Linked DNA regions of Homo sapiens: region 1 is linked to region 2. Evidence: chromatin loops called from intact Hi-C (ENCODE). Cell type or tissue: gastrocnemius medialis. All regions are shown on one strand. Links, peaks and the distances in the headings refer to the core of each region. The heading gives the core; the rest is flanking DNA. Region 1 overlaps ZNF106 (zinc finger protein 106). Region 2 overlaps CAPN3 (calpain 3).

Region 1 (5,381 bases), core at 201-5,200, 83 kb after region 2:
AGTGTTAAGCCTATCACTCCTGAATCCAGCAATCATCCATGCCCTACAAGTGCAACAGTAGAACGCCTTTCTTCAGTAGCAGTGCAGAACGCATCTATGAAAACAGATTGGGTTACAGCTGAATATGTGACTTATCCTTGGTCAGGTGATACAAAGAATCATTGGCTTGGACACTGGTTTTAGATATGACTTCATATTTTCCTGGTACTGTACATTCATATTAGATTACATTTAATTTAGCAGAATTACTCAGTGTAAGAAACCAGTAGGATGAAAGTAAGAACCTCACAATTCTTCTAGAAGTTGAGAGAATCACAATCCCAGATACCCAAGAAAAACAGTTGAACCTTTTTTCATAAGCAACCAACTTGCCACATGCGATGTTCTACAAAAAGCAGAGGGAATTATACTCACTCCAGTGGCTCTTCGTTTCTTTCTAATACTTTGGCCATCATTTTGTTCAGCACCAGAGGTACAGCTACTATCTGTGGCTGCATCCGCTAAACTGGAGATCGCAAGGGCTGAGGATGCGCTTGATGACAGACAGTTTCCCTCTCCATTACTCTCCTGGGAATTCTGATTCTCTGACGGTGGTATAGACCTCTCCTGGCTGTTCAAGTCTTTTGCCAAATGCATCAAAGGTATTATATGGTCAGAGGATAATTGTGCACTATGTCGCCTTTGGGTAGCAACATTTTCAGCCCTTTCACCTGTTCGGAGGGAGGCAGCCCGAGGTGTCACTTCTTGTTTGAGGTGCATGGTTGCTTTCTGGCTCTGTCCAGCCCTCAATGAGTTACTAGGTGAAACCATCTGCTGGGGCTCATTTTCTTTGCCTGTACCTTCCTCACTGAAGAAGCTATACACAGAAGGAGCTCTGTCCATGATCACGCTGCTCTCAGAAAGGCTTCGCTTTCTTGCCAAGCCAGGGGACGAGGAAATGGAAACACCTTCCCACTGGAATCCTTCTAGACTGGACAGATCAGGTTCCCCATCCAAATCTAAGGCTTCTTGTTCATTTTGAACAAGGGGTACCATTTCTATGCCAAACCTTAAGGAAGAAAGAAAAAATGAAAACATAAATTGGATATGGTTGTTGGGAGGGGCATTATTTTTTAATGTGCCAGGCTCTCTCAAGCACTGAGGTTATAAAAAGTAAGGTGGCTCTTGCCTTCAAGGGGCTCACAGTCTAGTCAGTGGTACAGATATAAATATATTACGTTGTCACAAGTACCAGATTAGAGGTTTGTATACAGCTATAATAATATATTTGAGGGAGTAAAAATTGAGTTTTGTTTCATATGGAGCGCTAAATCTATAATAATACATACAGCATATAATTTTTAAAAGCAAACAAACCAAAACAAAAAAAAAAACCCTTTTACTGAGCACTTACAAGTGCTTTATACTTACAATTTCAAATGCTACTCACAAGGTGTGGGAAAGGAAAGTGGGGGGAAATAAACCCATTATTTCAACAAGTACAGAAATGCCCCTGAAGCCTGGAGAACTGTATCATCATGCAGCAGAGTTATGACTTTCAAGTAGCAAACTTACGTTGAACACTGTTTTAGCATTCAGAAAAGTCTAGTACCTCAACATAAGATGAAGAGCCAAAATATTACACAAGCGCTTAAGAGAAAGCATGTTGTAGTCATAAAGATAATGCCCAGAGTACATACAGAAAAGTTAACTATTCGTAGGTTCTAAGTAAAAGGTAATGAGAACAGTTGTATTTAAAAGTTATAGCACGCATTCCAAAATTAAGATCTAGAAAAAGACAGAGATCTATAGCTCTACATTTTTATGCTGTCATTTTCTACCCCTATAAAGTGACGGATTTTACCCCTGTAAAGCCATGACTTTTTTCCTACGTCACCACCTTGTTTCTCAAGTAGGTGTGCTTCCATTTTAACCTGCACTCTCTGCTAGGAAATACTTTATTCCATCTGTCATAGAGTATCAGTCACTATTTGATATTAAATCAAGACATCTACAACAGATATTGTTGGCAAACATTTAATTAAATGAAACACGTAGAATTCTCTTGATCAGGGTCAAAGGGTTACTTTAAAAGAAAGTGAGGAAAAAAAAGACACCGAAAAGCAGCACACACCTGGGTAAGCCTTTGCCCAGCTCTTGCTTTTTCTTGGTTACTTGCTGAATGACCTGTTCCCAGTTGACATTTCTCCGAGATGCATTTAGAATCTGCCGTAGGGTTGGCTTGAGCCCAGACTCCTTCTCTGTCTCACTCTTTCGGTGACCGCTAATATTGCGAATGCGGCGGGCACTATTGAGGTTTGGCTCAGGAAGGTGTACTCCAGTTTTGCTCTTCAAACTAATGTGCCGGGTTAGATCCCTCTGAAGTGAGGCAGGAAAGCCAAGCTTACTTAGTTCAGGCAGGAGAGGGCCCGAGGGCTGACTGATGTCACTTTTTTGAAGCTCTGCATCCAAGCTAGCACTCTCAAAGCCTTCTGTTTCATAAGATACATGAGATTTAATAGAGTCATCAACCTGTGCATCTTCTAGAGAGGTTTTCAAGTCTAGCAATAAGCCAGGGTGTGGACTGGCTGCAGATGTCATTTGTAATTCAGATTCTTTCTGGCGAACTATGGGATTACATGGGGAAGTGGATAGCTCTCTAGAAGTCTTCAGGATGCGGTCATCCTCCTCTTTCTCATCAGCAGTTCGAGTGCTGCCAGATAACAATTCTGTAGTTGCAGAACCTAGGGTTCCAATTTTTGTTCCATGCTTTTCCGTGTCAGATGTCTCTCCATCACTTTCATCTTCTAGTGCGTGCACTTGAAACTCAATTTTCAAAGACCCTTTTTCAGATTCTTCTACATTTCTACTTGCTTTTGCATAGTTCCTGGTACTTTTAGAAGTGCTAAGAAGTGGATTTTGCAATGACTCATGACACTGTAGCACCTCTTTGGCCTTTCGTAAAGTATCATTTAAATTATCACCAGATTGCTTTTGAGAGCCAAATGTACTTTTATTCCCTTTTAAAACATGAGGACATGAACTACGCAGTTTGGATATGTAAGGACCATGGTTATCTTCCACAGTGGGCTTGTTCGAGGGATTTGAGTGTTCTCCAGGGGAAAAAAAATTTGTTTTGGTGTTTTTTGAGATATTCTTTGGATCTTGCTTTTGAGACAATGATTTAGTGGCTGGACATGGAAGGAGTGGGGATTTCAATGATGGCATTTTATTTGGTGTATGCTCTTGTTCAGGTTTTTCTGCAGTGGGGCACTGTCTCACCACCTCGAAGGAAGCAGCGGAATCAGAAGAGGCCTTGTGATTAAGAGATCCAGTATGTATTTCTTTTTGTGTTTTCTGTGTTGGGGAATTACGTGTTTCATCAGTTTGGGGCTCCTGTATTCCTGTAGTTATCAAGCTAAAATCAAAGAGAGGTTTCTCTATCATTTCTGACTTGTTACCAGTGATGTCTTTCAATCCCGACTGTAAATCCAGAGTCTTCTGAGAAGGGTAAGGCGTCCAGCGACGAGGCTTTTCCCTTGCCGCACTGCCATTCTTTCCACTAACTTTGGAAGTAGCAGTGTCTGCTTGTTTAGTGGTTTGGCTTTCCAGCTGCTCAAAATTGAAGTCGAGTAAGCCTTCTGAAGGAAATTTATCACTTGTAAATCCTTCAGAAGGACCTCTATATGTGGCAACTGTACCAAGTTTGTCATTTTCTTGCCGCTGCCAATTATATCTGTCGTGACTGTATTTGTTTGACTTATTAGATTTCTTGTTCCATAGCATAGTCATGTCTTCCATTTGACAGTTAGAATTTCTGTTTCTGCCTGGTTGAAATTTGTCTCCAGGGCCACTGTAATTCCAATTATTTGTACTACGTACACTGGATTTCCAGTTTCCGTTACTGTTGTTCATATGCCAACTGGAAAAGCCACCTGTTCCTTCAGAAAGCCAACTGGAATTCCTTCCTGTACCATTATGATTCCAATCTACTGCTCCACTATTTGAAAGCCAACCACCTCCAGAATTACTATGGTTGTGAAACCAAGTCGAGGAGCCTCCTGCAACACCCTTATGCCACCCGGAACGTCCTCTTGGTCCACCACCATTCCTCAAAGAATGTGGAAAGCTGTTTTTCCTAGTATTATTAAAGCCATCTTTTTCCCATTTCCAATCCCGCTGTGGAGGTCCACGATGATGCCATGCAGGCTGACTGTAACTCTCTCTGTCTTGGTAAGGAATTCGGTCTTCTCGTCTCCATTGGGGTCGTCTGTCATCAGAGTTTATTTCTTGGTTGCTATTGGAAGGTTCATCTTGTCTGGAAGAAAAACAGTTTTTCATTAGCGATTTAAAGGAATTCCTATGCTACCTTGAAAGGCATAACCCACCAAACTTCCCTTGTACTTTCCTCCCGTTACTTAGAATATGTAACCGAGTCTGGTTTTATATCTAATAGTGGTTGTTTTCATATCTTTAAATGATATATTTAAACGTATATTCCTCAACTTATTAATTTAAAAATAAAACATTTTAAATTACTTAAATTTCAAGTAATTACAACCATCTCCCCCATCACTCAGAAATATTAAAAATTTGGCACATTTGGCCAGGTGTGGTGGCTCACATCTATAATTCCAGCACTTTGGGAGGCCGAGGCGGGCAGTTCACTTTAGGTCAGGAATTCAAGACCAACATGGCCGACATGGAGAAACCCCATCTCTACTAAAAATACAAAAATTAGCCAGGCGTAGTGGAGCACGCCTGTAACCCCAGCTACTCGGGAGGCTGAGGAATGAGAATCACTTGAACCCAGGAGGTGGAGGTTGCAGTGAGCTGAGATTATGCCATTACACTCCAGCCTGGGTAACACAGTGAGACTCTCTCAAAAAAACAAACAAAAATTTGGCACATTTATATTCCCTCCCTTTCTTGGTCTTGTTTTTCTTGGCATGTTCTGAGATTTTGTCCCTATCATCCAATTATTATTTTTGTATTATGCAGGTTTTTTGGAAAAAGAACAAGTATATTTTATAGCTATAGTTATCTTTTTTTTTTTTTTTTTTTTTTGAGACAGAGTCTTGCACTGTTGGCCAGGGTGGAGTGCAGTGGCACAATCTCAGGTCACTGCAACCTCTGTCTCCCAGGCTCAAGCAATTCTCCTGCCTCAGACTCCCGACTAGCTGGGATTACAGGCATGCGCCACCACACCCGGCTAATTTTTGTATTTTTAGTAGAGACGGGGTTTCACCATGTTGGCCAGGCTGATCTCAAACTCCTGACCTCAGGTAATCCACCCACCGCGGCCTCCCAAAGTGCTGGGATTACAGGGGTACAGGCTTGAGCCACTGCGCCCGGCCTAGTTATCATATTTAGTACAATTTTATGTTCAGCTGCCCTTAATA
Region 2 (5,381 bases), core at 92-5,091:
GAGTGCTCAGTAAACATAGACTACTCTTATTACTGCCTACAAGCAGCTATGCAGTCTCTTAAAAGTGGCAACATCATAAACATTTTTCCAGCTTAATTTGTGCCTATGACCAGTCAAGATATTAGCTACAGCAATGTGTTTGAGTACTTCATGCCTGGTCTAAATGCATCCATCCATCTCAGCATGAGGATGTGTGTGTGAATGCTCCCCTCATGGGCAGGGGACTGCTTGTCCTTTAGGGCAATTCTAGTTATCTACATCAAATATAAAATGTACATTTGGTTGTGAAAATCTGAGTGTATCATAGAGCCAGGAAGGAGACTACAAAAGAGGGATCACACTTGGCTGGGAAACTTGGCACCTTGCCCAGTGATTGGCTTTAAAGGCTCACTGAGACCAACTTGCTGAGCAAGGGCTTCGTTTTTCCCATCTGCATGTGCCTCAGTCATGCCAGGTGGAGAGTTCTTAAGCTTCTTCTCTCTCATCTCCTGCAATTCCCAAAGCAGGGGCAACCTAGATCCCTGCTTCTTTTGGAGGGATGAGAAGTGAAGGGCCAGTTGCAGGACCTTGTGATGAAAAGGTATCTGGTCCTCTCCTCACCCTTGGTAACATGGGATCCCAGAATTGCTCCACAGGGCCCTGCCCTGCACCATCAGCTCAGCTGGCCAGGGCTTCCAGCAGTGGACCCTGACAACAATGAGGTTCCTGGGCTCCTCCTGTCTCTGGTGCTAGGTGGAGTCACCTTTCTGTAAATTCCATGTTATTCCAGACCCACCCTAACCTAGAGCTTGGAGAAGGAAGGGCCCACCGTATTTAGCAGCTGGATTAACCCAGACTTCAGGTTAAACTTCCCTCCATCAGCATGGTCTCAGTGTTTCTTGGCTCTGCTAGGAGAGGTTATTTCTGGTTGGGCCTCCAGTTCACAGCCCTGAATCGGAGTCAAAACTGCATCATTGATATACAGCCACCTCCAGCTTAACCTCCAGCTCCTTCCCTAGGAAATCCGTTCTCCCTTCCTCCACTGTCCTCCAAGCTCCTTGGGCTGATAGCTGGGCCTTGCAGTTTCTCATCGCAACCTTCTGCTTAGCTCTCTCCTCTATTTGCTGTTGGGAGTTGGGGGAGCTTGCCACCTTCCCACTTAACTCCAGATCCAGTGCCTTCTCACTTGCTGATGGTGGCTGGAGCTCCAGCTATGGGTCTTTTCCCCTCACCTTTTCCCCTCACCTCTTTCCCTCAACTCCTGTCCCCACCTCTCTGTCATTACAGGGCCCCACCCGTTCCCAGCTCAGAGCTGGGTCTCTACTTCAGCCACATTTCTCTGGTGTTTGCCTTTCTTCCTGCCAGGTATTACTATCATACCCATATCCATCTGTGCTTTGCCCAGTAGTCCAACCTCACCCTTAGCCCTGCTCTTCTTCACTCCTGGGGCCAGCTAGTGCCCTCCACCAACACCTGGACCTGTGGACACCTCTTTCCCAGACAGACGGCAGCAGCCTCTTAGTCCTCTGAATAGATGACTTTATTCCTTGTATTCTGGTACACAGAAATCTCTTGAATTAGGCTTATTTTAAGAATAGAGTTTAGATAAGTTTCCCAAGCTATAATTCATCATGAACCTTATTTTCCCAAGTCTAGAAGATTCTCAATACTAGTACTTTCTTGATCTTATCAGAGGGTGTCCATGGAAGGTCATGACCATCACCCAGCTGAGTGCAGTAGAAGGAAGCTTTCTAATGTAAGTTGCATCACAGTTTCAGAGATGTGAGAGAAATTCAGAAATGTGAGGGAAATTGTGAAATGTAAAACGTGAGGGAGAAAAGCATTCAGAATGGAAAAATAAGACAAAGAGTCCCTTCCCATCTAACTCACAACCCTGCCATCCCCAACCTATTCCTTTTCCCAGGCTCTTTCTTTCTTCCGTGCTGTCTATCGACATGGACCCAGCCACACCGGCTGGTTTTTGCTGCTTTCTGTATGACCTGGTCTCTTGCCCCTTCCCAAGGTCCTCATCATCCAGGCAGAACCAACTTCTTCCTTGTGCCAGGGCTGTTACACCAGGAGAAAAAAAAGTATGACATTCTTCAGGGTAGATCTTCTTACTACTGTGGAATTATTGTCAAGTCTTTAAATTTATTTCGCCAAATGTGCTCACTTTCTGAACCCTTAACATGGCAGAAACATCTTCTCTCTTCTCGAGGAAAACCTGTAAGAAAAAATCAGAAAGATTATTATAATTACAGAATTACAATAATCTCTGGGGTGGGGGAAGGAGAATTAAGTATGATTGTTTTCGAGGAAGAAAAGAAAGAAAAACACCTGCCCGTTTACTTACAAGAGGGAGGAGAGCTAGAACTGAAAGGAAAATGGAGTGGAGGAAGCAACAGGGCTTGTGACGACCCCTAACCTGGTGTTCTTCCTCTCCACGACCCGACCCTCACAGAATTCTTTTTTTTCTTTTTTTTTTTCTTTTTTTTTTTGAGACAGGGTCTCGCTCTGTTGCCCAGGCTGGAGTGCAGTGTCTCCAGCTCAGCTCACTGCAACCTCCACCTCCCAGGTTCAACCAATCCTCCCACCTTGGCCTCTCTAGTTGCTGGGACTACAGGCATGCGCCACCATGCCTGGCTAATTTTTGTATTTTTAGTAGAGATGGGGTTTCACCATATTGACTAGGCTGGTCTCAAACTCCTGACCCCAGTGATCCACCGCCTCAGCCTCCCAAAGTGCTGGGATTATAGGCATGAGGCTCTGCACCCGGCCTCCCTCACAGAATTCTTTCCGAGTGCTTGTGAAACTTCTGAGGCAAGTGACTTGGTAGAGGGTGGAGGTTCCTATTTTGGTTTACACAAGCAGGGGTGAGCCAACACTCAGAGTGTGGAAAGCACAGGAGTGTGGGGAGAGAGAAGCACACAGAAAGGAGCTGCTAGGAACCGGCTGAACTGTGGTGGGAGTGAGGAGGCTCTGCCCTCTCAGAGGCTATGGAGTGGTGTTCAAGACAATTCACAAGGAAGCCTGGTGCCTCAGCTAACACTGGGTGGCATTCTGCTGAAGAGGAGCTGACACGTACTTTTCCATTTTCATTCAATCTTCAAGTTTAAACAATCACCATCAGAACTTTCAGAAGTGTATTATATACTCCAGAACACCAGAAATATAGTATAAAAGCTGCTATTTTTAAAATACCCCAGAGATATAGGACCAAAAATGGGAACTACTTTCAGCCTTTCCAGATGGATGGCTTTCTTTCCTGATATAAAGGTTTTAAAGAGAAAAGGATGGCTCCATCTCCTTGAGTAACCTACAGCTTGTAACTTTCACAGTCTGAACACTCATCCTTATTTCTAACTAGAATGTTTCCAGGTGCAAATGTAATATATTTTCTCTGGCTGTGACCCAAAAGACAGTGAAATAGAGTCAGCTGATTTTCCCTGTATGGTAACCCTCCCTATTTTTTTCTCTCTTTTTTTTAAACAGAGATAGGAGTCTCACTATGTTGTCCACACTGGACTTGAACTCCTGGGTTTAAGTGATCCTCCTGCCTCAGACTCTGAGTAGCTGGGACTACAGGCATATCCTGTTTTTGAATCATGTCATCCCTCTTTTAGTTAATTCAGATCAGTCACAAAAGTGTTCCAACTTTATGCCATAGGCATGGCTTTTCCAACATGGAGGACGTCAGTGCTATAAACCTTACACAGCCAATCCTTGTTATTTGCAGATGCCATATTTGCAAATTCACCTACTCGCTAAGGTTTGTCTCCTCAAAATTAGTACTTGAGGTGTTTTTGCAGTCATTTGTGGGCATACACAGAGCTGTGAAAAATCTGAGTCACCCCACATGCCTGTTCCCAGCTCAGGTCAAACAAGGCAACACTCAGCCTTCTTGTTTCAGCTTTGATACTGTAAAGAATGTCCTTTTCATGACGTCTTTAGTGCCATGTTTTTCTCATTTCTGTGCTTTTTATTGGTGACCTCCAAGCATAGTGCTGAAATGCTGTCTAGCATTCTAGGAGGCTGTGGTGTGCCTCATGGAGGAAATACGTGTGTCAGATAAGCTTTGTTCACACACAAGTTATAGTCAGTTGGCTGTGAGTTCAATGTTATTGAATCATCAATCAATAAACAATAATTTAATGAATCAATATTAAATAAGGTGTCTTTAAGCAGAAACATCATAAAATAAGGCTCTGTATTGATTGGTTGATGAAAATGTGACCAGAGACTCATAGGACTCTAACTCTGTAGTTCCCCTAGGAGCAATGGTTCAGTATTTACTAATACAGTGTTCTCAGCGTTATTATAAAACATAACTACCAAGAATAATGAGTATTGACTATACTTCATTTTCTCTGTATTCTTAAATATTACAGCTTGAAACAATGCTCTATTAAGAATGTGGGCTGGGCGTGGTGGCTCACACCTGCAGTCCCAGCATTTTGGGAGGCCAAGGCGGGTGGATCACTTGAGCCCAGGAGTTCAAGACCAGCTTGGGCACCATGGTGAAACCCTATCTCTACCAAAAATACAAAGATTAGCCAGGTATGGTGGTTTGTGCCTATAGTCCTAGCTGTAAGAGTTAAAAAGAAAGAGGAAAGAAACATGAAAAATGGCTCAATAAAGACAGGTTTATTTTGGAGAATAAACCTGAGAGGGGCTTCTGGCTGATTTCTGTCAGGAGTACTCTCTCTTACAGACTAAGTGTATTTAAGGGTTCAGGGTGAGAGAGCCTATCACAGGCTTGGAATGTTTCTGTGTGGAGGAGAAGTTCATTGTGGGTTTGGAATGTCTCTGGTTGGAGGGGAGGTTATCTTGGGGCTGGCTTGTCTCTGGTCAGGGAGAGAGTTTATCTTACGGTTGGAATGTTTCTGGTTGGAGATGTCATTTGTGGTTTATGGTCATACTGACATTAGCCATTAGGCTGATGCCCTTTGGGTTGGATTTAGGCAGTTTTTGATCAAGGGGCACTTTAAAATGGTGGTGCTTGTCCAAGATGGTGATGCTCCTGCTCTGTCACTAGCTACTTGGGAGGCTGAGGTGGGAGGATCACTTGAGCTACGGAGGTTGGGGCTGCAGTGAGCCAAAATTGCGCCACTGCATTCCAGCCTGAGTGACACAGTAAGACCATCTCAAAAAGAAGAAAAAAAAAAGAATGTGATCAGTATGAAGTATTGCAGCATGTTTTAATCCATTGCAGTCATTCTTCTTTTTCATGTTCAAATTGTTCCATCTTTGGACAGTAGGAGCCCCTGTATGTTGCCTGTATCATTTCACGTTGCTCCATTAATCTTTTATCCCTTTCTTGTTTTCTGGCCACAACAAAATGTGCCACGCCCATCTTGTACATTTGTTGCCCCACAACTGGAATGAATCATTTCTTCAAGAAA

Evidence for each region. Hi-C counts contacts between places; a loop is a spot of excess contacts. Peaks named below come from ENCODE experiments on the same cell type or tissue, not always from the same donor. Only the 100,000 strongest peaks of a DNase experiment are listed, where the experiment ranks them.
Region 1: it touches region 2 in a loop (2.3-fold over the local background); 1 of 110 quality-filtered maps calls a loop at or near these places.

The regions. Positions count from the first base shown.
Region 1 is chr15:42,447,658-42,453,038 of GRCh38, forward strand. ZNF106 (zinc finger protein 106) reads right to left here. Exons shown (of 22, transcript NM_001366845.3): 5 at 2,114-4,297; 6 at 415-1,048. Among named protein-coding and RNA genes, the nearest start is that of ZNF106, 41 kb to the right of the region's middle. In gastrocnemius medialis, for the core only: no CTCF peak of the experiment used is centred there; DNase peaks (open chromatin) are centred at 492 and 2,244; H3K4me3 peaks cover 659 bases; H3K27ac peaks cover 5,000 bases.
Region 2 is chr15:42,364,375-42,369,755 of GRCh38, forward strand. The region is part of intron 1 of CAPN3 (calpain 3); the gene reads left to right. Among named protein-coding and RNA genes, the nearest start is that of CAPN3, 7.6 kb to the left of the region's middle. RefSeq lists an enhancer at 1-48. In gastrocnemius medialis, for the core only: no CTCF peak of the experiment used is centred there; DNase peaks (open chromatin) are centred at 634 and 2,827; H3K27ac peaks cover 5,000 bases.